Regions from separate parts of the Homo sapiens genome. Here all the other regions are linked to region 1. The links are chromatin contacts, found by Hi-C or POLR2A ChIA-PET in ENCODE. All regions are on one chromosome and are shown on one strand. Each heading gives the region's core, a stretch centred on a gene start or an enhancer-like site at or near the end of the contact. The rest is flanking DNA. Distances are from core to core; before and after follow the strand shown. Region 1 overlaps RFC2 (replication factor C subunit 2). Region 2 has its middle 15 kb from the start of ELN. Region 3 overlaps CLIP2 (CAP-Gly domain containing linker protein 2).

Evidence for each region. Hi-C counts contacts between places; a loop is a spot of excess contacts on that map. ChIA-PET counts read pairs that join two places held with the same protein, here RNA polymerase II (POLR2A). Pooled maps may share reads with other maps.
Region 2: a loop to region 1 is called in a pooled map, with 3 times the contacts of the local background. The contact joins two enhancer-like sites. A Hi-C loop is called at or near these places in 1 of 50 pooled maps. POLR2A ChIA-PET finds 5 or more read pairs at or near these places in 2 of 52 experiments (GM12878 and H1).
Region 3: a loop to region 1 is called in a pooled map, with 2.7 times the contacts of the local background. The contact joins two enhancer-like sites. A Hi-C loop is called at or near these places in 2 of 168 maps with a recorded cell type or tissue (mesodermal cell and posterior vena cava), 7 of 37 single-sample maps with no recorded cell type and 3 of 50 pooled maps. POLR2A ChIA-PET finds 5 or more read pairs at or near these places in 11 of 52 experiments (A673, GM10248, H1 and 7 more).

What each region holds. Positions count from the first base shown.
Region 1 is chr7:74,229,088-74,232,963 of GRCh38, forward strand. It overlaps RFC2 (replication factor C subunit 2), which reads right to left. Exons shown (of 11, transcript NM_181471.3): 11 at 2,415-3,129. The coding sequence ends at 3,019. It overlaps LAT2 (linker for activation of T cells family member 2), which reads left to right. Exons shown (of 14, transcript NM_032464.3): 14 at 1-747. Among named protein-coding and RNA genes, the nearest start is that of LAT2, 21 kb to the left of the region's middle. RefSeq lists an enhancer at 278-557. Within about 2 kb of position 2,169, at least 7 of the 41 ENCODE cell types and tissues checked have a DNase peak (open chromatin) inside an H3K27ac peak, as active enhancers do; they include GM12878, where a contact is called at or near this core.
Region 2 is chr7:74,010,807-74,014,682 of GRCh38, forward strand. No RefSeq gene overlaps it. Among named protein-coding and RNA genes, the nearest start is that of ELN, 15 kb to the right of the region's middle. RefSeq lists an enhancer at 2,068-2,387. Within about 2 kb of position 2,230, at least 5 of the 41 ENCODE cell types and tissues checked have a DNase peak (open chromatin) inside an H3K27ac peak, as active enhancers do; they include GM12878, where a contact is called at or near this core.
Region 3 is chr7:74,391,842-74,395,717 of GRCh38, forward strand. All of the region lies in intron 13 of CLIP2 (CAP-Gly domain containing linker protein 2), which reads left to right. Among named protein-coding and RNA genes, the nearest start is that of GTF2IRD1, 60 kb to the right of the region's middle. Within about 2 kb of position 1,975, at least 9 of the 41 ENCODE cell types and tissues checked have a DNase peak (open chromatin) inside an H3K27ac peak, as active enhancers do.

The DNA of each region.
Region 1 (3,876 bases), core at 919-3,418:
CGTGCACAGCCTGGGAAAAGACAGTTACTCACGGGAGCTGCAGGCCCGTCACCAAGCCCTCTCCCGACCCAGGCTTTGTGGGGCAGGCACCTGGTACCAAGGGTAACCCGGCTCCTGGTATGGACGGATGCGCAGGATTTAGGATAAGCTGTCACCCAGTCCCCATAACAAAACCACTGTCCAACACTGGTATCTGTGTTCTTTTGTGCTATGAATTTGGATTCCTAATTGCTATTGTTGGTTGCTGGGGTTTTAAATGATTGATAAGCTTGTACAGTTAACTTATAGAGGGGGAGCCATATTTAACATTCTGGATTTCAGAGTAGAGATTTCTGTGTTGTCTCCTAGAAAGCATTACATGTAGTTTATTTCAGCATCCTTGTTGGGTGGGGCCCTGGCTCTCTTCCCCTTTGGTGGGACCTCCCCTTTCTTTGGGCTTCAGTTCACTCAGGAAGAAATGAGGCTGTCGCCATCTTTATGTGCTTCCAGTGGAAATGTCACTTGCTACAGACAATAGTGCATGAGAGTCTAGAGAAGTAGTGACCAGAACAGGGCAGAGTAGGTCCCCTCCATGGCCCTGAATCCTCCTCTGCTCCAGGGCTGGCCTCTGCAGAGCTGATTAAACAGTGTTGTGACTGTCTCATGGGAAGAGCTGGGGCCCAGAGGGACCTTGAGTCAGAAATGTTGCCAGAAAAAGTATCTCCTCCAACCAAAACATCTCAATAAAACCATTTTAGTTGAAAAGCAGTGATTATCCTGTGTCTCCTTTCTCCTGCTTCAGGTAAAAAACCTTTTATAAAAATATAAAAATTAGCCGGGCCTGGTGGTGCATGCCTGTAGTCTCAACTACTTGGGAGGCTGAGGCAGGAAAATCACTTGAACCCAGAAGGTTGCAGTGAACTATGATTGCATCACTGCACTCCAGCCTGGGCAAGAGGGAGACCTTGTCTCAAAAAACATAACAAAACACGGCCAGGCACAGTGGCTCACGCCTGTAATCCCAGCACTTTGGGAGGCTGAGGTGGGTGGATCACGAGGTCAGGAGATCGAGACCATCCTGACTAACACAGTGAAACCCGTCTCTAATAAAAATACAAAAAAATTAGCCGGGCATGGTGGCGGGCACCTGTAGTCCCAGCTACTTGGGAGGCTGAGGCAGGAGAATGGCGTGAACCCGGGAGGCGGAGCTTGCAGTGAGCCGAGATCGCACCACTGCACTCCAGCCTGGACGAAAGAGGGAGACCTTGTCTCAAAAAACATAACCAAACACAAAAAGCCTTAAGGGAATGGCGGCCACAGCTCTTGTTTAATAAAAAGGGACCCTGAGAGCATCAGGGCTGCGGATGGGATCTTAGTTCCCAAGTCCAGCCGTCTTTCTGGGATGGCCCAGGGACTCTTCCCATGAGAAGAAATTAATGCGACAAGTTAGGAAATCAGAAGAAACATCTAGAACCCAACTGCCGCCCACCTGTTACTTCACATCCTGAAGTCCTGACTGTACAACCTCAGGGACAAGTTTCTCTTCCTTTTTTTGTAAGAGTCTCGCTCTGTCGCCCAGGCTGGAGTGCAATGGCACCATCTTGCCTCACTACAATCTCCACCTCCTGGGTTCAAGCAATTCTCCTGCCTCAGCCTCCTGAGTAGCTGGGATTACAGGCGTGCGCCACCATGCCCAGCTAATTTCGTATTTTAGTATTTCGTATTTTAGCCACCGTGCCCAAATGGGCCAGGCATGGTGGCTCACACCTGTAATGCCAGCACTTAGGAGGCTGAGGTGGGAGGATCACTTGAGGCCAGGAGTTCGAGACCAGTCCCAGCAATATAGTGAGACCTCATTTCTACAAAAAATTTAATAATTAGCTGGGTATCGTGGTACATGCCTGTAGTCCCAGCTACTCAGGAGGCTGAGGTAGGAGGATCACTTGAGCCCAAGAGGTTGAGGCTGCAGTGAGCCAAGATTGGCCCACTACACTCTAGCCTGGGCGACAGAGTGAGACCCAATCTCAAAAATCAAAACAAAACAAAAAGGGAAAAAAATAGTATCTTACCAAAAAAAAAAAAAAGGCAATTCTACAAATTAGTACGAAATTCTTTGGGGAATTCTAAAGCAAGCGCAAAGAGTATGGTCTAGAACACAGGAAGAGCATCACGGTGTTTTCCTGAGGGCTGGGCTGCATCTCTCCACTCTGCCGCCCTCTCTGAAAGGCTCGCCACCTGGCCATTCTGAGAAATCAGTCTAAATAGGAAAGACAGCAAACCCTGCCCTCGCCCTGGGGAAGTGGCGCCTTCAGGCTTCTAGAAGAACCGAGATGAGCTTGTGGGTCTACTATCTAATCGCCTTTTCTACTTGTAGGCTGCCAAGGCCCGTAGAGACAGGAAGCTGGTTTTTCTCGAGGCTTCACATGGTCACCTTATTGCCAACAAACACTGCAAGGCTTTATTAGCTAAAATGTCAACCCACACACAGATCAGAGACCGCCCTCAGCTTCTCTGCGCCTTTCCGCCCCGTCACCGCATCAATGGGGTGGAGGCCAAACTCAAACACTTGCGGGGCACAGACGTCCCAGAAGCAAACATGCAAGTCACGGGAGTTTATTTATTTAATTTTTTTCCCCAGATGGAGACTCTGTCGCCCAGGCTGGAGTGCAATGGTGTGATCTTGGCTCACTGCAACCTCCACCTCCTGGGTTCAAGCGATTCTCCTGCCACAGCCTCCCGAGTAGCTGGGATTACAGGTGCCCGCCACCACACCCAGCTAATTTTTATATTTTTAGTAAAGACAGGGTTTCCCCATGTTGGCCAGGCTGGTCTTGAACTTCTGACCTCAGGTGATCCACCTGCCTCGGCCTCCCAAAGTGTTGGGATTACAGGCGTGAGCTACCGTGCCTGGCCAGCCACTGGAGTTTAAAGGACAGTCATGTTGGCTCCAGCCTAAGGCGGCATTTTCCCCCATCAGAAAGCCGCGGCTCCTGTACCTCAGAATAGGGCACCTGTAAGTCAGTCAGTGAAGTCTCTGCTCTAACTGGCCACCGGGGCCATTGTCTTCTGACACAGCCTTGCCAGGAGGCCTGCCATCTGCAAAAGAGAGTTCACTCCTTCCGCTATTTTCATGTGAGTGTATCCAATTTCCTGAAAAACAAACCAAATTCAAATCTGGTTAATAAGTGGGGGAGTTCTTTTTTAAAATCTGAACTGAAAAAAATAAAAATAAAAACAGAAACAAACTGAACTAATGGTTTTTTCAAAATCAGCATGAGGAATTCCAACCCCAGCCGGAAAATGAATGCTAAGATGCAATGGATTATGTTTACCTAAAGTTCTATTTATTTCTTAAAAGGATGCTGATAGTTCTTTCAAAGAAACTGTTAAGAAAATGGGTGGGGCGAGGGGGGGCGGGGTGGTGGCACGGAAAGCCAGGCTAGAGGAAAATATTTATATATCTGATAAAGAACTTGCATCCAGACTGTATAAAGAATTCTCAAAAATTCAGTAATAAAGTCCAGGCGTGGTGGCTCATGCCTGTAATCCCAGTACTTTGGGAGGTCAAGGCAGGTGGATCACGAGCCCAGGAGTTCGAGATCAGCCTGACCAACATGGTAAAACCCCATCTCTACTAAAAATACAAAAATTAGCCAGGTATGGTGGCGCACGCCTGTAATCCCAGCTACTCGGGAGGCTGAGGCAGGAGAATCACTTAAACCTGGGAGGCGAAGGTTGCAGTGAGCTGAGATAGTGCCACTGCACTCCAGCCTGGGCAACAGAGCAAGACTCCATCTCAAAAATAAATAAGTAAATAAATTCAGTAATAAAAATCAAACAACCCAATTAAAAAATGGGTAGATTTAGACCTGGAGCAGTAGCTCACACCTGTAATCC
Region 2 (3,876 bases), core at 980-3,479, 220 kb before region 1:
GAATTTGCAGGGAAGAGAGGTCACCCCCGCACCCAGCCCCCAGCTCTGCTGACCAAGCACTGTCTTTGACAGAGAGACACCCTGGGAGACAGATGGGGTGCAATAAGCACAGCCACAGCCCTCTGAGCCTCAGGCTTCCTCTCCATATAATGGGCTCTCTCACGGCTCTGAGTCTCGGCAGTGGTGGGCTTCCTTGGGGACCCAATGGTGGCAAGGGAGAGAGTGTTAAGGACCAAGCAGCTGCCAGCCTTTCCCCCCACTGCCCCTCTGGCCCTCAGAAATGCCTCCCACCTAGGCAGCAGGTCTGGGTGTCACTGAGCCCAATGCATGAGGTGGCTGACATCGTGCACCCACCGACCAGCCAGTCCTGGATTTGCCCGCAGTAGAGCCTGCAGAGGGGGTGGCAGGTGGTACCTGCCCGCCAGCCCCCAGTCCTGGCCAACCACCCACGCTTCAGGGGTTAACTGCACACTCCAGCCCACTCCTGTTTTCAATTTGGACACAGTGGACCAAGCTTAAGGATTTGCACGTTTCCTTGAACATTTCTCGGCTGGGGTCCGAGTCAGGCGGATTGCTTGAGGTCAGGAGTTCGAGACCAGCCTGGCTAACAGGGTGAAACCCCCTCTCTACAAAAAAATACAAAACTAGCCAGGCATAGTGGCACATACCTGTGGTCCCAGCTACCCGGGAGGCTGAGGTGGGAGGATTGCTTGGACCCAGGAGGTTGAGGCTGCAGTGAGCTGTGATTGTGCCACTGCAATCCAGGCTGGGTGACCAAGAAATAATATTACTTTATTTTCTTTAATTTTATTTATTTATTTATTTATTTATTTATTTATTTATTTACTTTGAGATGGAGTTTTGCTCTTGTTGCCCAGGCCGGAGTGCAATGGCACGATCTTGGCTCACTGCAACCTCCACCTCCCGGGTTCAAATGATTCTCCTGCCTCAGCCAAGTAGCTGGGATTACAGGAGTGCACCACCATGCCTGGCTAATTTTTTGTATTTTTAGTAGAGATGGGGTTTCGCCATGTTGGCCAGGCTGGTCTCAAACACCTGACCTCAGGTGATCCGTCCGCATAGGCCTCCCAAAGTGCTGGGATTACCGGTGTGAACCACTGTGCCCAGCCAGAATATTACCTTAATCAAGCCTCTAGATATAACAGCCAGCTTCTCAGAACACAAATAATAGAATTATATATTACTCCGGGGGGGGTGGATGGTGAAGCTCTGCCCCCAAGACCAGCAGCACCAGCTGCCCCTGCCTGGGTGGCCACTTTACAACAGCAAATCTGGAGGTCGTCCTGGCCCGTGGGCTCCCAATGGAGCCCGAACAGTGGCTTTGACAGATGAGGAAGCCGAGACCCACTGAACAGAGGGAGTGTTCTTAAAGCCAGGGACACCCGGCGCAGAGCCCATGTGGGGCTTGGGGAGCCCAGGGGACTTGTCCCTTGGTCTTCCGCTGAGCAGCTTTGAAGAGGGCGCATATTCTGGGAGTTAGAGACCCAGGTTGGAATGGGCCTGTCTCTGCGTCTCTGGGCCTCGAGTCCCCTACCTTGGGGGCACAGGTGTGTATCTGGGGCCGAGGGGATACTGAGGCTATGCCCTTGGAGACTGGCTCTCTCCAGCTGGCAATCTCATTCAGGGATTCTGGGACTGAAAATCCTCCAGGGCTGGGCGTAGTGGCTCACGCCTATAATCCCAGAACTTTGGGAGGCCGAGGCAGGCAGATCACTTGAGGTCAGGAGTTCAAGATCAGCCTGGCCAACATGGTGAGACCCCCGTCTCTAGCAAAAATACAGAAATTAGCCAGATGTGGTGGCAGCCGCCTGTAATCCCAGCTTCTTGGGAGGCTGAGGCAGGAGAATCACTTGAACCTAGGAGGAGGAGGTTGCAGTGAATCAAGATCATGCCACTGCACTCCAGCCTGGGCGACAGAGTGAGACTCTGTCCCAAAAAAAAGAAAAAAGAAAAAGAAAATGACCTCTCAGTGCCTAGGATGGCAGCCCCCAGGTTCAGGCCCTCAGCTGGAACCCCTGGGGCTGTGAATGAGGTGTGAGGAAGGCGGGGCCTCCAGGCAGCTGGAGTGCAGGAGGGAAGCTGGGCTGGACCTGGGATCTCTGGACCCGCGAGGCCTGCCCGACCTGCCTGCCCCCTGCCCAGAGCGTCTACCTTGGCCTGGCTCTCACCCAGTAGGTGGAGGCCCAGGGGCCTGGAATCAGTCACATCCGGCCCAGCCGTCTAAACAGGCCTGAGGCCCCAGAGCCCGCCGGGCCCAAGGGGAGCCCAAAATAACATCTGAGTCAGCATCCCTGCAGACACCCCCATCAGCCTGGGCCCATAGGGAGGGGCCTAGAGGCGGCCCAGACGGGGACCAGGCCAGGTCAGGCAGCCACCTGCTCTGGCGGGGCCCAGCCAGCGGCCAGCATGGCCCAGGGACATTGGAATTAGCCAAGTGGGGAGAGGGAGATTGGAGAAGAGAAGGGGGCGGCCCTGCCTGAGGTGGGCTCCAGTGCGAGAGAGACAGGGCTGTCTGCAGATGGTAGCAGTTCAGTGCAGCCAGTGTCACCCTGGGGGGAGAATAGGGGGCTGGGAGCAGGTGCAAGCACATGGCCCAGTCTGGGGTCCCTAGAGGCAAGCAAGTCCTGAGTGTGGGTTGGATTTGGACAGGACAGGGATGCGGGAACCACATTCTACCCAGGGGGAGTCAGGGAACAGAAGCCCCTCCACAGGGGGAGGTGGAAGAGAGAGAGCCCCAGGAGTTTAGGGACCCCTACCAGAGCCAAGCTGGAGACCCTCCCCCCAGGGGCTGGGCAGACACATATAGCCCTCTGACCCCAATCACCTCTGCCACTACAGCCCAGCAGCCATGGCCAGGCCTGTCCGCCCCATACTAGCCCTGCCAGACACAAAGGTGGCCCCAGCAGAAGGGACTGTCTGCACTGAGGCATCCACGTCATCCTACCCATCCCTCCAGGTGAGCACAGCCCCCAGGAGACCCAGAGGAGCTAAGATTCCAACACCAGGGCAGGGCGGGCCTGAGATCAGGGACAGGTCCTAGGCCAGAGTCCTTCAGCATCAGTCCATGTGATCTCGACTCCTCCCCAGAGGCGGCCGCAGGAGCGAGCTGGTCCAGGCCACACTGTGTCCTCAGGTCCCCGGGTGGGTGGCTCTGGTCAGTCCCTTTGCTTTACAACTGTGAGGTCGCCCTGCCTCCCATGGCCAAGCTGGGGCAGAGGGCGGATACCTGAATCCCTGCTGGCCTCCCAGCTTAATCCCTCAGCTTTCCTGAGAATGGCTCTGCTGTTCTTGGCCAAGGGCCTCCGCTGAGCCTGGCACAGCCTCGGCTTGGCCCTCACCAGCGAGTGAGGGCTTGGCTGGGGCCCAGCCAGGGCGGTGGACATGATTGAAGCTAGAACATGGGGCCTGGCGGGCGGTGGAGGTTCACTTGGACCCCAGGGAGTGGCTCTGCCGCAGGGTCGGGACTCACCTCCTGGGGCCCCTCTCATCTGACAGAAGCTTCAGGGCCTTCTCCGAGCCCACCTGGTCCAGAAAACATACAGACCCTGCTCCTTCACTCCCCTGAAACAAATCTGGGTTTTCCCACAAGGAAAGAAGCAGAAAGTTGAGAACAAAACCCTGGTTCTCCCTCCTGTTACAGGCCTTGATCGAGTCTCTACCATTTCCGAGGCTCAGTGCAAAGCTCCACGTAGAGGATGCAGAAATGAATTTTCTATGGAGCCCCAGGACGGGGCCACACCTCTTTTTACTGCCCCAGTTTCTCCAAACGGCCCTGAACCAGGGATCTGAGCAGGGCTGTAGCTAAGATTTTGCTGAGCAGCTATTTTGTGCTTGCATGCATGCAATGTGCTTGAG
Region 3 (3,876 bases), core at 725-3,224, 160 kb after region 1:
GGTTAATTAATTAAAGAAAATAAAAATCAAATGTTACAGAAAAGCCAGATTTCTCCACATTCCCTTAAAAAATGGGAAGATCTGGCATGGCATGGTGGCTCACACCTGAAATCCCAGCACTTTGGGAGGCGGAGACTGGAGGATCACTTGAGCTCAGGAGTTCAAGACCAGCCTGGGCAACACAGCAAGACCCCATCTCTACAAAAAAATAGAAAAATAGCTGGGCGTGGCTGGGCGCAGTGGCTCACGCCTGTAATCCCAGCACTTTGGGAGGCCGAGGCAGGCAGATCACGAGGTCAGGAGATCGAGACCATCCTGCCTAACACGATGAAACCCTGTCTCTACTAAAAATACAAAAAATTAGCCAGGCTTGGTGGTGGGCACCTGTAGTCCCAGCTACTGGGGAGGCTGAGGCAGGAGAATGGCGTGAACCTAGGAGGCGGAGCTTGGAGTGAGCCAAGATCACGCCGCTGCACTCCAGCCTGGGCGACAGAGTGAGACTCCATCTCAAAAAAAAAAAAAAGAAAAGGAAAGAAAAGAAAATAGCTGGGCGTGGAGCACACGCCTGTGGGTCCCAGCTACTCAGGAGGCTGCGGTAGTAGGATTACTTGGGCCCAGGAAGTGGAGACTCAGTAAGCCATGATCATACCACAGCCTGGGCGACAGAGCAAGACCCTGTCTCAAAAAACAATAAGTAAAAGGCTGAGTGTGGTGGCTGCTCACGCCTGTAATCCCAGCACTTTGGGAGGCCGAGGCAGGTAGATCACCTGAGGTCAGGAGTTCGAGACCAGCCTGGCCAAGATGATGAAACCCCATATCTACTAAAAATACAAAAATTATCCAGGTATGGTGAAGCACGCCTGTAATCCCAGCTACTTCAGGCAGGAGAATCACTTGAACTAGGAGGTGGAGGTTGCAGTGAGCCAAGATCGTGCCATTGCACTCCAGCCTGGGCAACAAGAGTGAAACTCTGTCTCAAAAATAATAATAGTAATAAACACAATTTTAAAAAATAACAAATGGCAAGACCTAACAACACAGGACAGACTTCCAGCATGGCGATCACCCCATCATAGCTGGGGAGCCCCTGCCCCCTTCTGATGGGCGTGGGCCCCCTGAGTCTCCTGGGGAGGCCCCACTTTCCCTTCATTATTTTTCTTACTCCCAATTCCCCAGCCCCTGTAAGCATTTGCTTTTTTTTTTTTTTTTTTTGAGACGGAGTCTTACTCTGTTGCCCAGGCTGCAGTACAGTGGCGCGATCTCAGGTCACTGCAACCTCCACCTTCTGGGTTCAAGCGATTCTCCTGCCTCAGCCTCCCGAGTAGCTGGGATTACAGGCGCCCATCACCATGCCCAGCTAATTTTTAGTAGGGACAGGGTTTCACTGTGTTGGCCAGGCTGGTCTCCAACTCCTAACCTCAAGTGATCTGCCTGCCTCTGCCTCCCAAAGTGCTGGGAGTACAGGCATGAGCCACCGCACTGGGCCCAGCATTTGCATTTCTTTTTTTTTTTGAGATGGAGTTTTGCTCTTGTTGTCCAGGCTGGAGTGCAGTGGCACAATCTCTGCTCACTGCAACCTCCACCTCCTAGGTTCAAGTGATTCTCCTGCCTCAGCCTTATGAGTAGCTGGGATTACAGGCATGTGCCACCATGCCCGGCTAATTTTGTATTTTTAGTAGAGATGGGGTTTCTCCATGTTGGTCATGCTGGTCTCGAACTCCCGACCTCAGGTGATCCACCCGCCTCAGCCTCCCAAAGTGCTGGGAATACAGGTGTGAGCCACTCTGCCGGGCCCAGCATTTGCATTTCAACCCAAGTTAAAGGAATCTCTTTGAAGCACAGACATCCTTTTGTAAAAGAAGAAATGCTACCTCCTTTCCTTCTATACAGATTAAGAGTTGCTCTAGCTACATTTGCTACAAATCTAACACCTTTCTAGAAACTGTAGCCCTGCCCAGGAAGGAAACAGATGCGATGAGGCAATCTAGGAATTTTCCAGAACAACACTGCCCTCTGCAGATGCAGCCTGTGTTTTTCCAGTAGGAACAAACCAGCCAGGACCCTGGCCAGGGTTCCAGGGCTGCCCTCCCTCCCCTGTCTCCCATCCTAAGTGGAAAAGTTATTATTGGTGCCCTGCCTGGTCTCACTTTCTCCGAGGAAGCTTTCCGCCCTATCTCAGCCGCAGGATGCCCCTCCGCTGAGTCTCGATAGAACTTCCTGGAGTTTTGGGTCTTTATCCATTGTCTCTGAATTTTCCCTGTCATCTGAAGCCACATTTCCTCTTTCCCAGAGGGCCTCATCCCCGTCTCCCTGCTGTCAACAGCTGTCAACAGCCTCCTTCCATCCTTCAGCTCTCATCAGTTATGAGATTCCTCCCTTCTGGGATACCTTCTTTTTCTTCTTATTTTTTTTTTTTTTTTTTTTTTGAGATGGAGTTTTGCTCTTGTTGCCCAGGCTGGAGTGCAGTGGCACAATCTCTGCTCACCGCAACCTCTGCCTCCTGGGTTCAAGCAATTCTCCTGCCCCAGCTTCCCAAGTAGCTGGGATTACAGGCATGCGCCACCATGCCGGGCTAATTTTGTATTTTTAGTATAGATAGGGTTTCTCCATGTTGGTCAGGCTGGTCTCAAACTCCCGACCTCAGGTGATCCACCTGCCTCGGCCTCCCAAAGTGCTGGGAGCACAGGCGTGGGCCACCGCCCCGGGCCCAGCATTTGCATTTCAACCCGAGTTAAAGGAATCTCTTTGAAGCACAGACATCCTTTTGTAAAAGAAGAAATGCCATCTCCTTTCCTTCTATACAGATTAGGAGTTGCTCTAGCTACATTTGCTACAAATCTAACACCTTTCTAGAAACTGTAGCCCTGCCCAGGAGGGAAACAGATGCGATGAGGCAATCTAGGAATTTTCCAGAACAACACTGCCCTCTGCAGATGCAGCCTGTGCCTTTTCCAGTAGGAACAAACCAGCCAGGCCCCTGGCCAGGGTTCCAGGGCTGCCCTCCCTCCCCTGTCTCCCATCCTAAGTGGAAAAGTTATTCTTGGTGCCCTGCCTGGTCTCACCTTCTCCGAGGAAGCTTTCTGCCCTGTCTCAGCCACAGGATGCCCCTCTGCTGAGTCTCGATAGAACTTTCTGGAGTTTTGGGTCTTTATCCATTGTCTCTGAATTTTCCCTGTCATCTGAAGCCACATTTCCTCTTTCCCAGAGCCTGGCCTCATCCCCGTCTCCCTGCTGTCAACAGCTGTCAACAGCCTCCTTCCATCCTTCAGTTCTCATCAGTTATGAGATTCCTCCCTTCTAGGATACCTTCTTTTTCTTCTTCTTTTTTTTTTTTCTGAGACGGAGTTTTGCTCTGTGACCCAGGCTGGAGTGCAGTGGCGCAATCTTGGCTCACCGCAACCTCTGCCTCCTGGGTTCAAGCAATTCTCCTGCCCCAGCCTCTCAAGTAGCTGGGATTACAGGCATGCACTACCACGCCCAGCTAATTTTGTATTTTTAGTAGAGATGGGGTTTCACCATGTTGACAGGCTGGTCTTGACTCATGACCTCAAGTAATCTGCCCGCCTTGGCCTCCCAAAGTGCTGGGATTACAGGCATGTGCTACCACACCCAGCTAATTTTTGTATTTTGAGTAGAGATAGGGTTTTGCTATGTTGGCCAGGCTGGTCTCAAACTCCTGACCTCAGGTGATCTGTCCTCCTCAGCCTCCCAAAGTGCTGGGATTACAGGCATAAGCCACCATGCCTGGCCAGAGATACCTTCTTTTTGGCCAGTTTGCTAAGTCCAGTTCATTCTTCAGGGCTTAGCACATTGTCACCTCTTCCTTGAAGCCTTTCTTGATTGATACAGGCCACCGTGGGCTCCTCCACACTCCTG